Regions from separate parts of the Homo sapiens genome. Here region 2 is linked to region 1. The links are chromatin contacts, found by Hi-C in ENCODE. All regions are on one chromosome and are shown on one strand. Each heading gives the region's core, a stretch centred on a gene start or an enhancer-like site at or near the end of the contact. The rest is flanking DNA. Distances are from core to core; before and after follow the strand shown. Region 1 overlaps LOC105371460 (a long non-coding RNA gene). Region 2 holds the start of PYHIN1 (pyrin and HIN domain family member 1).

The links. A loop is a pair of places that touch in the nucleus more often than their neighbours do. Pooled maps may share reads with other maps.
Region 2: a pooled map shows a loop between it and region 1 (5-fold over the local background). The contact joins the promoter of PYHIN1 here to the enhancer-like site in region 1. A Hi-C loop is called at or near these places in 5 of 50 pooled maps.

The regions. Positions count from the first base shown.
Region 1 is chr1:158,147,098-158,152,308 of GRCh38, reverse strand. All of the region lies in intron 1 of LOC105371460 (a long non-coding RNA gene), which reads right to left. Among named protein-coding and RNA genes, the nearest start is that of LINC01704, 9.1 kb to the right of the region's middle. Within about 2 kb of position 2,533, at least 22 of the 41 ENCODE cell types and tissues checked have a DNase peak (open chromatin) inside an H3K27ac peak, as active enhancers do.
Region 2 is chr1:158,930,302-158,932,801 of GRCh38, reverse strand. It overlaps PYHIN1 (pyrin and HIN domain family member 1), which reads right to left and starts at 1,250. Exons shown (of 9, transcript NM_152501.5): 1 at 1,026-1,250.

The DNA.
Region 1 (5,211 bases), core at 1,284-3,783:
GGTAAACTAGCCAACATATGTGGAGTATGCTCAATTGCCCCTTCTAGAAGGCCTTAAAAAAAAAAGTGTTTTTTTTCTCTCTTCAGTATTTTATTTGATGTTTCTGTTAGATTTCTTATCCCTAAGCAATGGCAGAAAAATATGTTTGCCAATATACAATCAGCTCTGAGAGTCAAATGAAAACTGTCCTTCTTTACATGTATAGGTTTCTCCAGTGCTGCATGAGGGCGCAGTTGTGCTCAACTTTTTCTCAAGGTCAATACTACATTTATAGATTTCTTCACCATTGAGGATTTTGGTGTTGGATGAAATGAAGGCACCAAAAGATGCTTCACAGCATTGGACATAATATATGGGACTTCTCCTTCAAGTGGATTCTCTTGAAGCTGAGGAAGGACGGCACACTAAGTGAAGATCTTCCCACTTACTGCCTGCACAGACCCACTCCCCTGAAGAATGCTTCTGTGGAACAATCACATCTTAGGGGAAATCACTGACATATTCTTCTTGGTGAGTTGCCGTCTATCTTTCACTGTCTTCCTGTTGCTGAACAATTTACAGATTGGAGGATGTACAGCATTTATGGACCTTTCTTGTAATATTTCAGTATACTGTGATACCCTGGAAATGTCCTGCTAACCAAACCTGAGTAAAAAAAGAAAAAAAAATACATGTCTCAAATGTATATTAGTATTATGGGAATCCAACATTTTTGAGAATTCAAAACAAAGGAAGAAAACCAAAATGAGGTATAGCCAAATTTCCAACTTCCTTCCTTCCTTCTTTCTCTTTTTTTTTTTTTTTTTGGAGACAGTATCTCACTCTGTCGCCAAGGCTGGAGTGCAGTAGCATGATTATGGCTCTCTCTGCAGTCTTGACCTCCCAGACTCAAGCGATCCTCCCACCTCAGCCTCCCGAGTAGCTGGGACCACAGGTCCAGTCACCACCATGTCTGGCTAGTTTTTGTATTTTTTGTATAGATGGGGTTTCACCATTTTGCTCAGGCTGGTCTCAAACTCCTGGGTTCTGGTCAACTTTCATTCATCCATTATCACTCTCCACTTTCAACTATTACTCTACATATTTTTTAAATGAAAAATAGTATTGGTTTTATTGCATATTTCATGCTTTGAAAGAGATAATAAGCAGATTCTGGAAGTTCTTTGAAAATACAACCATGGTGTTTTTGAGAGCTAGACTAAAATATGACTTTAACATGATATACAAAAGAAATAGCTTGGGTCAGAACAAAGGGAAGGGGGCCTTAAGAATGGGAAGTGGAGTGTATAACAGAGAAAGATGTGAAGAAGCAAAATACTTTGGAATTAGCTGGGGTAGGTATGGGAAGGAGCAGAAGCACACACAGAAAGGTAAAAGATAAATCGATGTCATTCTGCAATGTTGCTCACCTGTATATCTGTGTTCTCTACAACTGAACTCTCAGCATCTAAGATTCTAACTAATGCATCCCCACCACAGAGCTCACAGACCTCTGCACACAGCCAGCACTAAAGAGTTTTTGAGGGCACAAGAAGTTTTACTCTCTCTTCCCCCTCTTTCACCATATATCTCCCTGACGACTTCTTCAAACCTAATACATCAGTTTCCTCTCTTTTTCCAATTTGTTTCACTTCCCACTCTCTGACCTAGAAGTCAACCCAGGGTTAGGTCCTCTGTTAAATGACAGGCTGTGGAGGCCAGAGACAAAATGGCAGGTCTGAGAGTTCCTATCTAAGGCCACCAGACTTCAAAGAAGCAAAGAGGCTACAGAGAGGTAGAACATAGAGGTGGAACCAGAAGAGACAAGGATCGGAAGAGAAGCAGAAATAAGTGAAATGAAGTAGGATGGTTCCGATCTGCTCGTGCCTAAAAACATTTACTGTGGGATCCTTTTCTTAGGGTCCTTGGCGTGACTCCTGGGGCAAGGGCAGAGTGTTAGAGGAGCCCTGTCTAGGACAAAAACAAGAAAAGGTACTCACGAGGGAGAGAAGGATGAAGATTCCAGGAACTGCGTGTGAGAAAGAGGACAGAAACAGAGTATTTAAGACTAGTCGGAGCTAGTATGAAATAATAAAGGGAATCTGTAGGTATTATAGAGGGAAGCCAAAGATGTGGGAGGAACTGAGCGTTAACGAAGGCAAGGCAGAAAGTGACCCTAGAAATGCTGTCGGGTTTCCAGTCCCTGCTCACACTTCATTCAATGTCTCATCCAAAAGAGAAACAGCAGAATTAAGCCACACCCACGTAGCTAGTCCACACTCGATTCCCCCGTGCAAGCAACTTTTTCTCAAATGATTTTCTCAAAAATCTTCGTGACTCAACTAGTCGCGAAGATTTCCTCTTAAAAGAACAAACTGCTACCACCCTGCAAAAACTACAACACCCATAGTGCCCCGCGCACAGCCCGAGTGACCCATTCTCTTCCGATTCCCACCAGCTAACGGTCTTAGCCAATTTCCTCGGCCGGGAAATGATTTGGAGCACATGCGCACTTCCCCTCCTTGTCCTGGGCTGGCCTCCAACTTGGAACGCCGGCGAACCGCCTGACCTCTTCCGGCGGCCTCAGCCTGGGACGCATGCGCACATCGAGGCTCCCCGACATCAGGCGCGGGTCTTTAATTACATATTTTGCTATGCTCCAGGCTATGCATTTGGAACAGTGCTTTCCTTTTTATCTTTATTTTGTTTCTTTTGCTTAACTTCGGGATGCAGCAATGAAGTGTTATTAAAAGAGCCCTAAAGCTGAGAGTGAAATTTGGACTCTGTAACAAACCAGCTGTGGGGTCTTAAGCAAGTCACTTAAACGTGGGGACCTCGGCCTCCAAACCAGATGACACTCGAGGCACAGCCTGCCTCCTATCGCTGCTGGAAAGACTGTGGAAATGGTACTGTTGGTGCCCATAGACCTCCAGACCCCCATGGGACAGCAGCTGGGCATTCCTCCACCATTGAATGAAGTGTGAGCAGGGACTGGAAACCGGACAGCAATTCTAGGGCCAGTTGGAAGGAGAGGTAGGGAAAGAGAAGCTTCCTTCGCCTTTCCCTCGAGCCCACGTCTCATCAGTAAGCAATTCCTGACAGTTCTCCACCTACATATCTTCCCACTTTTCTCCATCCACACTGCCATTTCTCTATCTCCACTGCCATACCATTTTCTCTTGCTTAAATGATTTCCCTGTTTCTAGTCCCTACCCTACCGGCTGTGGGATCATTCTAAGATGCAAATTTGATCATTAAAATATTTCATGGCTTCTCTTGGCCCACAGAATAAAGTCCGAACACCTTAACAAGGCTGTCATTGCCTGACTTCTTCCTAGTCTTCCAGACTTCCTTCTCTCCCTCTGTGTTCCAGTCATCTTCAGAAACTATCAGTTTAACAAACCAGGCTGCCTCTTACTTCAAAGACTTTTTGCATGTAGAAACAACTTAATGAACATTCTGAACTCTGCTGAACATATTCTCAATGAGGTTTTAACCAGTGCCTTCAACCATACTCTCAGTTCTTCCAGCCCTGACGGATTCTGTAGTTTTCTGTTTACTTAATTATTAGAAGTCCAGTCTAATGCAGTCCACTTAAAATCTTACATCTCATTTCAAGTTTTGCAGTGAGATTTGCAAAACTTCCTTCCTTCCCCTCAGCACCAGCCAGACTTGAGCAGTGGAGCTTGGTTTGGGGAAGTGGTGTATTCTGTCCTTTAATAGAAGTCTGCCTTTCCCAAAAATACTTATTGTGTTGGGACCCTGAGGAAAAATCAGGGAGGGCTGGGAAGTGAGGGCCAAAAGTCATTTTGCCTAACTGGGCATTTAATTGCAATTGTCTGTTGGTTCTCTCCACCTCTCAGTTGAAGGCTGATTGGTCACGAATACCTTCCATTTGGAAGGTACCCAAATGCTAGTTCTTAATAGGCACATGGGTTAGTTCCCTGGGAGCTCTCCCCAGTACACAATTCCTTGATGGGAGATCTGCTGCAGCTTAAAACTGTTACTGGTAGAGGGTCTTGACTGCAAGTTGTCCAGATTTTTGGCGTTTTCAACAAAGGATTGGACAAAACGCACAGCAAAGCAAGGAAAGAAGGAACAAAAGCAGAGATTTATTGAAAGTGGAAGTACACTCCACAGTGTGGGAGCAGGCTGAGCAGAGGCTCAAGGGCTCTGATGCAGCATTTTCTTGGGTCCAAATACCCCCTAGAGGTTTCCCATCGGCCACTTGGTGTTCACCCCATGTAAATGAAGTGGTGGCCCACAATCAGTCTGATTGGTTGTGGAAAACAACCAATCAGAGGCTGAAGTGAAGTTACAAAGTTACACTCCTATGCAAACATCTGATTGATTGCAAAAAGCAACCAATCAGAGGTACTTTCAGTTTCCCATCTGCCCTGCAGAAAAGGTAGGAGTTTTTAAAGGGAGCAGCTTCTGGTCCTTTTGTTACTTAGGCGTGGAAAGTTAAGGCTTTCCTTTCAATTTAGTTCTAAGGAAGTCGGCATGAAACCGCCTTAGGTTCCTTGCCTTCAGACCCTATTCTCCTGCCTCATAACTACTTCCCACAACCCCTCAGCCCTGCTCTTGGTGGTATAACTAGGTTCCCTGGCTTGGCAGCCAATTCTCTTGGAAGGAGAACCGGCAAGATGGCCCACACCCTGTTGAGTTTCACACTGTTCATTTAACTCACAGTAAACTCACACCGATTTCCACACTGTTCATTTGACTCACACATCCTTGCTAAACCAAGTGGTAAGAGTGATAGCTCTTTCCCTGTCATCCTTCTCTCCCTGCTCTAGTGATCACAGAGTACAGATCAACAAGCTCATCAGCAGATATCCAACCAGAGATTGAGATAACAGTCTCTTCTTGCCAGCCCACCAATTTCTATGAGTGATTCTCTTGGAGACCCCTCACTTGGAGGAGGTGAGAACAAAAGTCACATCACTCATTTCCGTGGCTGGGTACACACGACTCCATCAGTGCCCTTTCTCTTTTTACCTCCATATTATCTTCTAGGGGATGGTTTTAAATCTAGGAGATGTTAAGGATGGGGAGCTGTAGTATGGTTCGGGGTAGCAGAACTAACTTTCCACTTTTAATGGCACCTCTAGGATGTTAGCGCAGGACAATATATTCCAAGTGGCCTTGGACAAACCCAGTTCTCCTCTCTTTCTTGCTTGTTATTCTCAAGAAAAACTGTAAAATGTGCTGGGAATACAATATCCTGAG
Region 2 (2,500 bases), core at 1-2,500, 780 kb before region 1:
GCAGGAAGTAATCTTAAAATGAATAAAAAACTGCCTTTCACATCTGGTATAGAATGATGCTAATGTAAAAGTTAAACATACTTATGAAAATATTGACACATTTGAATTATTTGAATTATTTGAATAATTGTGTTTGCAAAATGGATACATTTTCTACTATGTGTTTGCACTTGTAGAATAATATTATTTACAAAATGTTCTCACATATGTTTTTGTGTGAGAACATGTTTTGTAAAATTGAGATACCGTAAAATACAGCTGTATGTCTAGATGTGTTTTTTACTTAATATTATTTCCTGATACTTTGTGCACATCATTATCTTGTCTTATTTTATCTTCTACTTTCATTTTAGGTTCAGAGGGTACATGTGCAGGCTTGTTAAATGAGTAAACTGTGTGTCGCTGAGGCTTGTTGTCTGGTGATCCCATCACCAAGGTAGCGACATAGTACCAGATAGATAGCCTTCCAACCCACATACTGCTCCCACCTTTCCTCTCAAGCAGTCCCCAGCGTCTACCGTTCCCATCTTGTGCCCATATGGATTCAATGTTTAACTTCCACTTATAAGTGAGAACATGCAGTATTTGGTATTCCTGTGTTAGTTCACTTAGGGTAATGTTCTCTAGCCGTATCCATGTTATGCATATACAGCGTGGAATACTATGCATCCATAAAAAAGAATGAAATCATTATCTTGTCTTTTGCCCAGACCCCAATGGCCACCAAGCTTTCTAACCTCAGAGAATATATACTCAGAGAATTTGTTTTAAAATCTGCAATGGTCAAAATGCATATTCCTTCATTCATGCCCCAGTTGTAGAATAAAGGATATCTACTATCTTTGAAGTAAGTAAAGAATTGGAAGTATTAACTGCAGTTTTCACTTTTCTGAATATAGTTGATACCAGCCCTACTGCCCTCACCCCACTGCCCTGAAGAACCAATATCGATTTTTCCCTTGTGATTTTGTGGCTTTCAAGGAAGCATCTAGATCTTTTCTATAAAAAATACCCACAGTACTCACCTTACTGGGAATTTCTTCAACAGTAGTCCAGATCTTGAGATCTTCAGAAATGTAGGAAATGAGGATTGTTTTGAATAGGGAAATCAGTCAGTAAAGCTCTCAGAAACTGAAATACAGGATGTTATAATCTCCTGAAATGCTAAGAAAATGAAGTATTTTCAAAGACAACAAGGGAAAATGGCCCTTCTTAGAGTCACTTGACTAGTGCTGGCTTCCTCATACTCTGCTTTGCCCTGGGGAGAGAGAAGTTGTGAAACAACGTGCAGACTCCTCCCACCCATATTTTTTGCTTTCCATCCTGTTAGAGAAAATGAACAGTTTCTTTCCTGTAGGTATCTTAATCAAAGTAAAATTTGTATCAAAGTTATATTTAAAATTTTTTTTCTTACAAATGTTGATATCTGAATGGAGTTCCAATCTTAGAACTTTCTTAACCAGCAGACTTACATGTGGGACATTAGGGACCTCTATTCCGATGAATGATTGTCAAATATGAGAGAAGCAAGGTGGTTTCTTCTCCCTCCTTTCCTGTGCGGTTGCAGGGGGAGATCTTGGTAGGAGCATCTATTGCTACCAGTACTTTACTGCATCTCCTGCATGGGAGAATGTCTGCTATGAAATAGCAGTTGGTTTAAATACTACCTGAAGCATTCACCCAGTTATTAATAGTTGACAAACCTAGGGCTTTCCAGATCAGAAAGTTATTATGAATATATAAATCCTTTCTCAAATATATATAAAGGAGTTTAACACTAGCTGTCCTCTTGACTATGACTAGGTTATTTTACCTCAATGATTACATTCATGATTCCTCAGGTTTCCTTCATTATTCATGGAAAAACACAAGTGGATAGTGGGCTCACAACATGACAGCATCGAAGCCTTGAAAATCCTGGAAAATGCACTGAACTTCTGGTAGACCGAGAGTCCTGTTAAACCCTTTGCTCAGCAGTATTTTTTCTGTTAAGGGCAGTGGGTGTCCTTCAGAGTACTAAAACCCCAAGATGTCAAATAAACGACACCAACTGGCAGATGATGTTGTGTTAACCCAGCAGCAGATCTGCAAGCAGGATGTGGCCATGAGTGGAAAATGGGGCCCGAAATACAGCTGTAGGGGAGAAAACAAGTTTTTTTTAAATTTCCCTTTTTAGGTTATTAGTTGACACTCTCCTGAAAACAAACGTCAAATTAACAAAAGAAAAACAAGCAGTTTATTAATGTGTGCTCTACTCATCACAAGGGATAGGCCTCAGTTCAAAAGTATTTCTCTCTCCAGGCTGTGGCTTAGAAACCTTGTTTAAATAGTATTTCAATAAAGAGCCATACGTTCTATATAGTGAAAAGCAAAGGAGAAAGCAGTTCCAGTCATTTAAAAGGTGGGAAAACGTGGGAAGGTAGTAAAATCTGTTCCCAGATTCCTCAGGTTCCTGGTGGCGCCTTCTCCGGGCTGAAAAGCAAGTGCTTTCTCCAGTAAA